4 separate regions of the Homo sapiens genome follow, and regions 2, 3 and 4 are each linked to region 1. Evidence: chromatin contacts called from ENCODE Hi-C or POLR2A ChIA-PET data. All regions are on one chromosome and are shown on one strand. The core of a region is the stretch at or near the end of the contact, and the rest is flanking DNA. Distances in the headings are between cores, read along the strand shown.

What was found. Hi-C counts contacts between places; a loop is a spot of excess contacts on that map. ChIA-PET counts read pairs that join two places held with the same protein, here RNA polymerase II (POLR2A). Pooled maps may share reads with other maps.
Region 2: a loop to region 1 is called in a pooled map, with 6 times the contacts of the local background. The contact joins the promoter of HSH2D-AS1 here to the promoter of IER2 in region 1. A Hi-C loop is called at or near these places in 2 of 37 single-sample maps with no recorded cell type and 2 of 50 pooled maps. POLR2A ChIA-PET finds 5 or more read pairs at or near these places in 1 of 52 experiments (B cell).
Region 3: a pooled map shows a loop between it and region 1 (13-fold over the local background). The contact joins the promoter of CARM1 here to the promoter of IER2 in region 1. A Hi-C loop is called at or near these places in 2 of 37 single-sample maps with no recorded cell type and 8 of 50 pooled maps.
Region 4: a loop to region 1 is called in a map of naive thymus-derived CD4-positive, alpha-beta T cell, with 16 times the contacts of the local background. The contact joins the promoter of LDLR-AS1 here to the promoter of IER2 in region 1. A Hi-C loop is called at or near these places in 2 of 168 maps with a recorded cell type or tissue (both naive thymus-derived CD4-positive, alpha-beta T cell), 2 of 37 single-sample maps with no recorded cell type and 9 of 50 pooled maps.

Annotation. Positions count from the first base shown.
Region 1 is chr19:13,149,089-13,151,817 of GRCh38, forward strand. IER2 (immediate early response 2) reads left to right here and starts at 1,323. Exons shown (of 2, transcript NM_004907.3): 1 at 1,323-1,464. It overlaps STX10 (syntaxin 10), which reads right to left and starts at 1,287. Exons shown (of 8, transcript NM_003765.3): 1 at 1,051-1,287; 2 at 640-809; 3 at 411-505; 4 at 1-3. The coding sequence starts at 1,085. RefSeq lists silencers at 798-847, 888-1,047, 2,598-2,729 and enhancers at 1,168-1,367, 1,388-1,457.
Region 2 is chr19:16,138,509-16,141,237 of GRCh38, forward strand. HSH2D-AS1 (HSH2D and RAB8A antisense RNA 1) reads right to left here and starts at 1,407. Exons shown (of 2, transcript NR_199156.1): 1 at 1,227-1,407. It also overlaps a transcript of HSH2D not described here.
Region 3 is chr19:10,870,167-10,872,895 of GRCh38, forward strand. It overlaps CARM1 (coactivator associated arginine methyltransferase 1), which reads left to right and starts at 1,387. Exons shown (of 16, transcript NM_199141.2): 1 at 1,387-1,756. The coding sequence starts at 1,537. RefSeq lists silencers at 647-1,436, 1,567-1,616, 1,707-1,916 and an enhancer at 2,657-2,729.
Region 4 is chr19:11,088,244-11,090,972 of GRCh38, forward strand. LDLR-AS1 (LDLR antisense RNA 1) reads right to left here and starts at 1,416. Exons shown (of 1, transcript NR_163945.1): 1 at 825-1,416. LDLR (low density lipoprotein receptor) reads left to right here and starts at 1,220. Exons shown (of 18, transcript NM_000527.5): 1 at 1,220-1,372. The coding sequence starts at 1,306. RefSeq lists enhancers at 1,474-2,069, 2,070-2,663, 2,381-2,560 and a silencer at 2,051-2,310.

The sequences.
Region 1 (2,729 bases), core at 73-2,572:
TTCCTGGAGGTAAGGACAGCATTAGGGAGGAAAGACACTCAGGCTGGGCGCGGTGGCTCACGCCTGTAATCCTAGCACTTTGAGAGACCAAGCCGGGTGGATCACCTGAGGTCAGGAGTTCGAGACCAGCCTGATCAACATGGTGAAACCCCGTCTCTACTAAAAACACAAAACTTAGCCGGGTATCGTGGCAGGCACCTGTAGTCCCAGCTACTCAGGAGACTGAGACACAAGAATCGCTTGAGCCTGGGAGGCGGAGGTTGCAGTGAGCCGAGATTGCAACACTGTACTCCAGCCTGGGCGACAGAGCGAGGCTCTGTCTCAAAAAAAAAAAAAAAAAAGAAAGAAAGAAAGAAAAAAAAACACACTCAAACCTTCCCCCACTCCCCGCCTGCAGGACCTTTCCTGACCTGGACTGCCTCTCGCATCCGCTCCACGAACACCTTTCTCTCCTGCAGGTCCCCGGCTGGGAGCTTGAACTTGCCTGGGTTGGCTTCCACTATACGTGGGCTGAGAGTCAAGGGTCAAGGCCGGAGCCAGATATCATCCCCGTCCCTAGGGGTCCAGCCCTACCCGAAGGTGGGCTGCCACCGCAATGGGCTCTCCCATGCCACCCTCTGCCACAAAGCCCCAGGATATCGATGGTCTCTTCCAGGTCCTCGAGGTCCCACTCGATGCTGCGCAGGCCATTCCGCAGCTCATTGGTCGTCCAGTCCAGCTCCTCGCGTCCGACCGCCGCGCTTTCCTGCAGGAGCTCGCACCAGCGCTGGTACAGCCCGCGGGCCGTGTTCACCGCCTTCTGCACCTCGCTGCGGGCAGGGGCACGGCGGGCGCGGCTGGGGGCAGGCGGTCCTCCCGCCTGCCTCTGCCCCCGACTGCAAACCCAAACGCATGGGGGACTCCGGAGACCCCTATATACCCCTGCGTGCGCCTCCCACTCTGCACCCCGACGGCCTTGCCCAGCCCGCCGGGCACGCTGGGGCCGGCACCCGGGCACTGGCTGGCTTGGGTACAGAGCACCCTCCGCCCTCCCCCGTCGTTGTCACTCACCCTCGGACTACAAAAAAGGGGTCTTCGAGAGACATGTCAGTCCCTTCCCCCCCAGGCCGAACCCCCCTCCCGGCCTGGGTTCGCGGGCTGGTTCCCTCCCAACCGAGGAGAACGCGCCGCCACCCCCGCCCCCGTCACGCCACCATCGAGAGCCGGACCGCCAGGGGAGAAAGAGAAGCCTCGGAGGCCCGACGTGCGGACACTTCCGCCCTCTCCTCAGCCATCTTGGTTGTGGGCAGAGGCAGCTTCCGGTGCACATGCCCCCGCCCCTTAGCCCTCTCGTGCCGCACCGTAGGGGGCGGTGTCGGAGTTCTGTCTGGGCCTATTCGGGTCCGAGTTCGGAATTTCGGTTCAAGGCCCAGTTCCTCGGATTGTTCCTGCGCAACTTCAGTTTCCCTTCCAGGCACGGGCAATGTAAATAATGATAGCCTCCCTCATCTCTGGCGGCTGGGTATTATGGCTGGGGAAGGGGCTCATTCGATTCGTTGAAGCTTTTCATGGACTCCCTGAGCTGGCACCTGGGAGATCGTCCCATCCCAGGGTCCCGAGTGTCAGGTTTGGCTAGGGTCTGGGGGAGAGGTGGTCCTCCCTTCTCCCTGCGGGGGCGCGGTGAGGAGCGGGCCTGCTCCTCCGGGGAGTTCTGCCGCATTCTCCCAATCTCTTTCCTGAGAAGTGGCGGAGTTGGGGGCACTTCGAGGTCGCCTTGGGGCGAGGTGGTCGTGAGGGGGTCCCAGATATGCCAGCAGCGGGGGGAGGTCACCTTTGAGAAAGTGCGTGGAGGTGGGTTTCTTCAGAAGCGCGGAGTCTTTCTGGGTGCGAGCCTGGGGGTAGCGGGTGGTGGCTTTGAGGATGGTCTCCAGGGGGGCCCTCTGTGTGTGGGGTCTCCGTCTGGGTAGGGGCCAGGAATATCAGCGGAGGGACTCAGGGTCGTCCCTATGTGTGACAGTGGCGCTGTGTGTTGGGGAGCTTCGGGAAAGCACTTTTTTTGAGTGATAGGGGGCCTGGTCTCCCCTGGAGGGTGGGCGGGTTATCTGAGGGAGTCCTCGGAGGGTCGCCCCCTTGCGCGTCAGAGTTGCTGCGTGGGGTCTCAGAGATAGCGCCTGGGCTGGGGAAATCATTGTGGGGTCTCCGTGGTAAGGTTAGCGGGGTGGGGACGGCCTGCGTCTTCGGCAGGTCGTCGCAGTCTGGCACCATCGTTGAATGGGGACGAGTTTGGGAAGGGTATTTTAGGGGGGAATAACTTTTGAGTTCCCAGCGTGCGGGGGAAGGGCGGGACGGGAGGGTGTCCCAAGGCCTGAGAAGATCAGTGTGGGGCAGGGGTCAGGAATAACCTGGGAGGGGGCCTTGTATGGGGGAAATAATTGGGAAGAGGAGAGATGGGATGAAGGGGGCCTCAGCGGGTCGTCTCCTGTGTATGCAGGGTCGTTCTGCAGCGTCTCTGGGAGATGGCGTCCCTGGGAGCCCTCAGGTCGCCCCTACCCGCTGCGGGGTGCTTTCCTGGCGTCACGCCTTCCTGGCCCCTGGAGGGAAGGAAGTGAAACTCTCCTCTTCCCCCACCCGGCTGGAATGCGAGTCAGGAAGCCTGGGGCTCCAGCCTGCTCCGGCTGCCCGGGTCGGGGATGGGGAGGGGCGTGGCCGGAGCGCAAAGCCCCGCCCCTCCGCGCCCCCCCCCCGGAAGC
Region 2 (2,729 bases), core at 157-2,656, 3.0 Mb after region 1:
GTGCAGTGGCAAGATCTCAGCTCACTGCACCCTCCGCCTCCCGGGTTCAAGCGATTCTTCTGCCTCAGCCTCCCGAGTAGCTGGGACTACAGGCGTGCGCCACCATGCCCAGCTAATTTTTGTATTTTTGGTAGAGACAGGGTTTCACCATGTTGGCCAGGCTGGTCTCGATCCCTTGACTTCATGATCTGCCTGCCTCAGTCTCCCAAAGTGCTGGGATTACAGGTTTGAGCCACCGCACCCAGCCTGCCCTTGCTATTTTCTTTTCTGCCTGACTGTCCTGCATGTGAACTCATTCAGCATCTGTCTCCTCATAGACTGTGGGCCCTAGAAGGGTGGGGACCATGCCAATCTTGCCTTTTTTTTTTGAGACACAGTCTCACTCTGTGACCCAGGCTGGAGTGCAGTGGCATGATCTCAGCTCACTGCAACCTCCATCTCCCAGTTCAAGCAATTCTTCTGCCTCAGCCTCCTGAGTATCTGGGATTACAGGCATGAGCCACTACGCCCAACTAATTTTTGTGTTTTTAGTATAGACAGGGTTTCCCCATGTTGGCCAGGCTGGTCTTGAACTCCTGACCTCAGGTGATCTGCCCACCTCGGCCTCCCGAAGAGCTGGGATTACAGGCATAAGCCACAGCACCCGGCCCGATCTTGCCTTCTGCTTCATCTGCAGCATCTAGCATGGTGCCCATCCAGAGCTGGGGCTCAGCCAGTGTTTGTGAAATCAATGAATGAATAGAATGAAGGCATTGTAGGAAGCTAAAATCATAAAATTACATCAAGTCCAGGGTTGGGCACAGTGGCTCATGCCTATAATCCCAACACTGGGAGGCTGGGGTGTGAGGATTGCTTGAGCTCAGGCGTTCTAGACCATCCTGGGCAACACAGCAAGACCCTGTCTACAAAATAAAAATTGAAAAATTAACCGGGCATGGTGGTGTGAGCTTGTGATTGCAGCTACTTGGGAGGCTGAGGCGGGAGGATCACTTGAGCCCGGGAGTTTGAGGTTGCAGGGAGCTATGATGGCACAGTGCACTTCAGCCTGGGCAACAGAGTGAGACCTTGTCTCTAAAAAGAATCGCATCAAACCCAGTGTTGGCAGAGCCTAAGGGCTTCCCCACTCCCTGACATGTATGGGCCCAGCATTTTCCCAGCACTAAGATGGCATTGTGGCCACCTCCCCCAAGAGCCACCCCACGTGAATCTGTGAATGGCCCACTTACCAGCTGCGGCCTCTGCTGAGAAGCCCAGATCTGTCTCCCTGGAGAACCTGGTATCAGAGAGAGGGGGCCTTGGAATTCTAGCCCCGTTATCTCCCCATCAGGGCACCTTCGTTTTCCCCTCCACACCCTTCCTTCCTCTGGGGGACGCATGTCCGTTTGCGGGCCGAGGCCTGCGGACACTGAGGGGTGTGGGGGTGATTCTGTTGCGACATCTGAAAGGAAGACGTTAGTTTGTGGGAGACCACATCACCCAAGCAGGTCAGGGGAAGCGAGGTTGGGCCGTTTGTGGTGAGGTCTTAGGGGACTGTGCTAGAGCTGGGCCAGCGTACCCCCATGTTCCTGGAAACTCTAAACCCCATGCAAATAAGAGCCCCGATGGTCAGACTTTCCCAGGAGGATCAGAGAAGTGAAGTGAAGTGAAGGCCAGGCCCGGTGGCTCATGCCTGTAATGCCAGCACTTTGGGAAGTCCAGGCAGGTAGATCGCTTGAGGCCAGGAGTTTGAGGCTGCAGTGAGTTGTACTTGCACCACTGCACTCCAGCCTGGGCAACAGAACAAGATCCTGTCTCAAAAAAATAAAAAATAAAAATAAATAAATAAATACTTCAGGCCTATAATCCCAGCACTTTGGGAGGCCAAGGTGGGCAGACCACTTGAGGTCAGGAGTTCAAGACCAACCTGGCCAACATGGTGAAACCCTGTCTCTACTAAAAATATAAAAATTAGCCAGGAGTGGTGGTGCACACTTATAATCTCAGCTACTGGGGAGACTGAGGCAGGAGAATCGCTTGAACCCGGGAGGTGGAGGTTGCAGTGAGCCAAGATCGCACCACTGTACTCCAGCCGGGGCGATAGAACAAGACATCATCTCAAAAATAAAAAGGCCAGATGCAGCAGCTGACACCTGTAATCCTAACACTTTGGGAGGCTGAGGCGGGAGGATCACTTGAACGAGACCAACCTGGCAACATGACAAAACCCCATCTCTTCAAAAATCCAAAAATTAGCCAGGCGTGGTGGTGGTGCTCCTGTAGTCCCAGCTACTCAGGAGGCTGAGATGGGAGGATCACTTGAGCCCAGGAAGTAGAGGCTGTGGTGAGCTGAGACTGCACCACTGCACTCCAGCCTGGGCAACAGAGTGAGGGGACCCTACTCAAAAAAAAAAGAAGAAGAAAAAGAGATTAGCCACAGAGAGGTGAAGTGAGTTGCCCAAGGCAGCTCAGCCCATGAGGTCTGAGGCCCAAGCCAGAGTCTCCCCCAGGCAAACACAAAGGCCTTGCTTGAATTAAGTCACAACAAAGAGTCCTGATTCTCTCACTCCCAACTCATCTCCATGTGCTGTGCTGGAGAGTTGCCTCTCCTAGCATCTTCACATGATTAAGGAGGGCTATTATGCCCATTGCACAGATGCAGAACTGAGGCTCAGAGAGGCTGAGCAACTCACCTTAGGACACACAGCAGGTGAGTGAGAAGCAGGGCTCCACGTGTCTCCTGCTTAGACCTT
Region 3 (2,729 bases), core at 137-2,636, 2.3 Mb before region 1:
GCCTGGGCAACACAGTGAGACCCTGTCTCAAAAAACAAAAGGGGCCGGGCGCGGTGGCTCATGCCTGTAGGCCCAGCACTTTGGGATGCCGAGGCGGGCGGATCACCTGAAGTCAGGAGTTCAAGACCAGCCTGACCAACATGGTGAAACCTCGTCTCTACTAAAAATAAAAAATTAGCTGGGCGTGGTAGAGCATGCCTGTAGTCCCAGCTACTCGGGAGGCTGAGGCAGGAGAATCACTTGAACCCGGGAGGCGGAGGTTGCGGTGAGCTGAGATCGAGCCATTGCACTCCAGCCTGGGAGACAGAGCGAGACTCCGTCTCAAAGAAAAAAAAAAAAAAAAAAAAGGAATGAGGCGTAAATGAGGTCTAGGGAAGAGTTAAAGCTGGAGTGCTAGGAAGTGGCCCAAGCTCACTGGGTCGCCCAAAAGAGATGGGGCCACCCAAAATGAAGGGGGATGCAGAGAGAAGACGGGTTTGTGTGGCGGGAGAGGGGCCCTGCGCCGGGCCAGGCTGGACTCAGCATCGTTGGAGGAGGGGCTGAGAGAGGAGGGGGTCAAAGGATATCTTGTGCGAAAGGAGACAGTCAAACATTAAGGATTAAGAAGGCAATGTGGGCAGAGATGATGGGGAAGGGAGGAGGAGCGGTCGAATGTCGGGGAGGGGTCCTTTCAACCGGGCTCAGGTTGCTCCTGGAGGCCAGGGCTCATCGGAAATCGTCGGTGCGGGGGCGGTGGGGGGAAGGGTTGGGGGCGAGGCCCGGGCGCTGGCCACGCCCTTTCCCCCGCCCATTCCCCAGAGCGGGGCGGCTGACAAAGCGAGTCCGGGTGGGAGGGCGCGGGCAGGCACGGGGGCGGGGCCTCGTCGCGGCTGGGCCACGCCTCCCTGAGGGCTGCCTCACAAAGCCGGGCGGGCCCGGGGGGGTGGGGCCCAGTCTCAGGGGCGTGTCCAGGTCGGGGCAGGGAAGCCGCATCACGACGCGCGGCTGCTTGTGTGGGGCGGGGTACAGGGCGTGTCCACGCGGCCGAGCACCGCCCCCGCCGTCCCCGCACCGCCTCACTCGAAAGCAGCCGTTAATGAGGCGCCGGCCTGGGGGCGGGGCCCAGGCCTCCGAGGGGCGTGCCCGCGCGCCCGAGCACCGCCCCCGACGTACCCTCCCGCCCCGCAGTTCCCGGGCGGTGGAGCCACCTCACAAAGCGGCGACCGTTCTCGCGGGGCGGGGCGTAGCCGGTCCCGCCCCACGGGGTGCCCTCTCGTTCGCTCGCTAGCTCCCCGCGCCCAGGACGGCCGGCAGAGGGCGCTGCGCCACGGGGCCGGGCCGCGGCGACGGTGGCGGCGGCGGCGGCGAGGCGGCGCGTGGCCGGCAGGCGGCGCTGCCCGGCTCGGCCTCGGCCTGCACGGCGGCTGCGGCGGCGGTAGCGGCAGCGGCGGCGGCGGCGGCGGCGGCGGCGGCGGCGGCGGCGGCGGCGGCGGCAGCGGCGGCGGCCTGGGCCCGGGCGCAGCGGCGGCGGCGGCGGGGCCTGGAGCCGGATCTAAGATGGCAGCGGCGGCGGCGGCGGTGGGGCCGGGCGCGGGCGGCGCGGGGTCGGCGGTCCCGGGCGGCGCGGGGCCCTGCGCTACCGTGTCGGTGTTCCCCGGCGCCCGCCTCCTCACCATCGGCGACGCGAACGGCGAGATCCAGCGGCACGCGGAGCAGCAGGCGCTGCGCCTCGAGGTGCGCGCCGGCCCGGACTCGGCGGGCATCGCCCTCTACAGCCGTGAGTACGGGGCCCCGGGGCAGGCGCAGGGCCGGGGCTGCTCACGAGGCCGGCCCGGGGCGGGGGCCGGCGGGGAGGGGCCCTGAGCGCGGGGGCCTGGCGTGGGGTCCCCGGGACTGAGCCGGTGGCCTGCAGGGAGCGACCGTGGAGGGCCGGTGCCAGGGGACAGACAGAGAAAAGAGGGCGTGCGTGGTGGCCGGAGGGGCAAGGTGCCCAGAGTGAGCAAGGGAGCGCGAAATGGGGAGTGAAGGGCCTGAGATTTGGGAGGGGTGGGTGAGCAGGAAGTGGGGGGCTCTGAGTGGAAGGGGAATTTGGAGGACGCCAGGCGTGGTGGGCTTAAGCGTGGGGGAGGGAGGTCCGGGGTGCGGGAGAGGTGGGCGTCTCGGGGGCGGGCGTGGCCGCCTCTGCAGGGAGGAGGGTGGGGCGTGGGCGGCCCGGGATCCCTCTGGGGACCCCCTGGATAGCTCAGGACGGTTGGAAAGTGTTTGCTGGTCTGGGGCGCCCGCGAGTACCGAGTTCCACCGCTGTGCGAGGTGTGGCGTTCAGGACCCCCGAATGGGAAACTTCAGGATCTGGGGAGAGGGCCCATGCGGGGACGGTGGGAGCCGCAGGGTGAGCTCCTCGTGGAAACGTGGACGGGACGGGCCCCTTCCTGATGCCGGGCTTCGAAGTAAGAGCTAACAGCCTCCTCCCATCTTCTTTTGGGGGATGTGAGAAGCTGGTTACATTTTCCGAAGCTGCTTTCAAAACTGACATTTCACTGGGGGGAAAAGAAAATCACAAATGCGTTTGCCAGCACCCCCCACCCCCGCTCCCAGTCTTTGTAGTTCATTCTTCTTCTTGTTACTCCTTCTTATCTCTTCTCTTTGATTCCTTGTTCACATTTTGCTACTCTGTGTCATTTGGCTTTGTCTTTCAGGGCTTCTTGCACTGATGCCCTGGGGAACCCCTCAGGAGGCCTCTAGCTAGCTTG
Region 4 (2,729 bases), core at 166-2,665, 2.1 Mb before region 1:
GGATTCCTTGAGCCCAGGGTTGACGCTGCAGAGAGCTGTGATCACGCCACTGCAGTCCAGCCTGAGTGACAGCTGGAAATAATGATAAATAAATAATAAATAATTATTTAAAAAATTATAATAAAAATAATTAAAAAATTATTTTCCCTGATTAATCTTTTTTTTTGTCCTTCTGAGAGTTCAATTTGTCCCTTTTCTGCCTGGTCTCCTAGGTTTCCCTAAAATCCTGCTGAGAGGTTAGCACTGCCTGCCAAAGTCAGTTTGCAAAATCCCAGAGAAATCCAGCTTATTCCTGGGGGAACCGCCAAGACTGCCCAGCCCTGTGTGGGGTTCAGGCAAGTTTCTCACATGTGCCTTTTTGGCAAGAGGCCTCTGGCAACCCCATGAGTCCCCAAAGAGACTCAATTCTAAAAGTTGGTCTCCACCAGCTCTCTGTGGCTTAGGGGTTCAAGTTCAACTGTGAAAGCCCTGTTTTGTTTTGATTTTGCTTTGAGGGAGAGGAAACCGCCCTTCTGTTTGTTCAACTCCTTCTCCTAAGGGGAGAAATCAATATTTACGTCCAGACTCCAGGTATCCGTACAATTGATTTTTCAGATGTTTATACTCAGCCAAAGGCGGGATCCCACAAAACAAAAAATATTTTTTTGGCTGTACTTTTGTGAAGATTTTATTTAAATTCCTGATTGATCAGTGTCTATTAGGTGATTTGGAATAACAATGTAAAAACAATATACAACGAAAGGAAGCTAAAAATCTATACACAATTCCTAGAAAGGAAAAGGCAAATATAGAAAGTGGCGGAAGTTCCCAACATTTTTAGTGTTTTCCTTTTGAGGCAGAGAGGACAATGGCATTAGGCTATTGGAGGATCTTGAAAGGCTGTTGTTATCCTTCTGTGGACAACAACAGCAAAATGTTAACAGTTAAACATCGAGAAATTTCAGGAGGATCTTTCAGAAGATGCGTTTCCAATTTTGAGGGGGCGTCAGCTCTTCACCGGAGACCCAAATACAACAAATCAAGTCGCCTGCCCTGGCGACACTTTCGAAGGACTGGAGTGGGAATCAGAGCTTCACGGGTTAAAAAGCCGATGTCACATCGGCCGTTCGAAACTCCTCCTCTTGCAGTGAGGTGAAGACATTTGAAAATCACCCCACTGCAAACTCCTCCCCCTGCTAGAAACCTCACATTGAAATGCTGTAAATGACGTGGGCCCCGAGTGCAATCGCGGGAAGCCAGGGTTTCCAGCTAGGACACAGCAGGTCGTGATCCGGGTCGGGACACTGCCTGGCAGAGGCTGCGAGCATGGGGCCCTGGGGCTGGAAATTGCGCTGGACCGTCGCCTTGCTCCTCGCCGCGGCGGGGACTGCAGGTAAGGCTTGCTCCAGGCGCCAGAATAGGTTGAGAGGGAGCCCCCGGGGGGCCCTTGGGAATTTATTTTTTTGGGTACAAATAATCACTCCATCCCTGGGAGACTTGTGGGGTAATGGCACGGGGTCCTTCCCAAACGGCTGGAGGGGGCGCTGGAGGGGGGCGCTGAGGGGAGCGCGAGGGTCGGGAGGAGTCTGAGGGATTTAAGGGAAACGGGGCACCGCTGTCCCCCAAGTCTCCACAGGGTGAGGGACCGCATCTTCTTTGAGACGGAGTCTAGCTCTGTCGCCCAGGATGGAGTGCAGTGGCACGATCTCAGCTCACTGCAACCTCCGCCTCCCGGGTTTAAGCGAGTCTCCTCTCTCAGCCTCCCGAATAGCTGGGATTACAGGCGCCCAACCACCACGCCCGCCTAATTTTTGTATTTTTAGTAGAGACGGGTTTTCACCATTTTGGCCAGGCTGGTCTCGAACCCCGACCTCAGGTGATCTGCCCAAAAGTGCTGGGATTACAGGCGTCAGCCACCGCGCCCGGCCGGGACCCTCTCTTCTAACTCGGAGCTGGGTGTGGGGACCTCCAGTCCTAAAACAAGGGATCACTCCCACCCCCGCCTTAAGTCCTTCTGGGGGCGAGGGCGACTGGAGACCCGGATGTCCAGCCTGGAGGTCACCGCGGGCTCAGGGGTCCCGATCCGCTTTGCGCGACCCCAGGGCGCCACTGCCATCCTGAGTTGGGTGCAGTCCCGGGATTCCGCCGCGTGCTCCGGGACGGGGGCCACCCCCTCCCGCCCCTGCCCCCGCCCCTTTGGCCCGCCCCCCGAATTCCATTGGGTGTAGTCCAACAGGCCACCCTCGAGCCACTCCCCTTGTCCAATGTGAGGCGGTGGAGGCGGAGGCGGGCGTCGGGAGGACGGGGCTTGTGTACGAGCGGGGCGGGGCTGGCGCGGAAGTCTGAGCCTCACCTTGTCCGGGGCGAGGCGGATGCAGGGGAGGCCTGGCGTTCCTCCGCGGTTCCTGTCACAAAGGCGACGACAAGTCCCGGGTCCCCGGAGCCGCCTCCGCGACATACACGAGTCGCCCTCCGTTATCCTGGGCCCTCCTGGCGAAGTCCCCGGTTTCCGCTGTGCTCTGTGGCGACACCTCCGTCCCCACCTTGTCCTGGGGGGCGCCCTCGCCCCACCAGCCCCGATCAAGTTCACAGAGGGGCCCCCGGCCACCCTCAAGGCCTCGGTTCCTTACGAGGTTGAAACGTTGCCTCAGAATCTCCCCGCCCCTCCTTGGTCTGCAGCCGAGATCTTCAGCCACGGTGGGGCAGCTATCCCCCGGGACCGACCCCCTGGGGTGGCCTCGCTTCTTCAG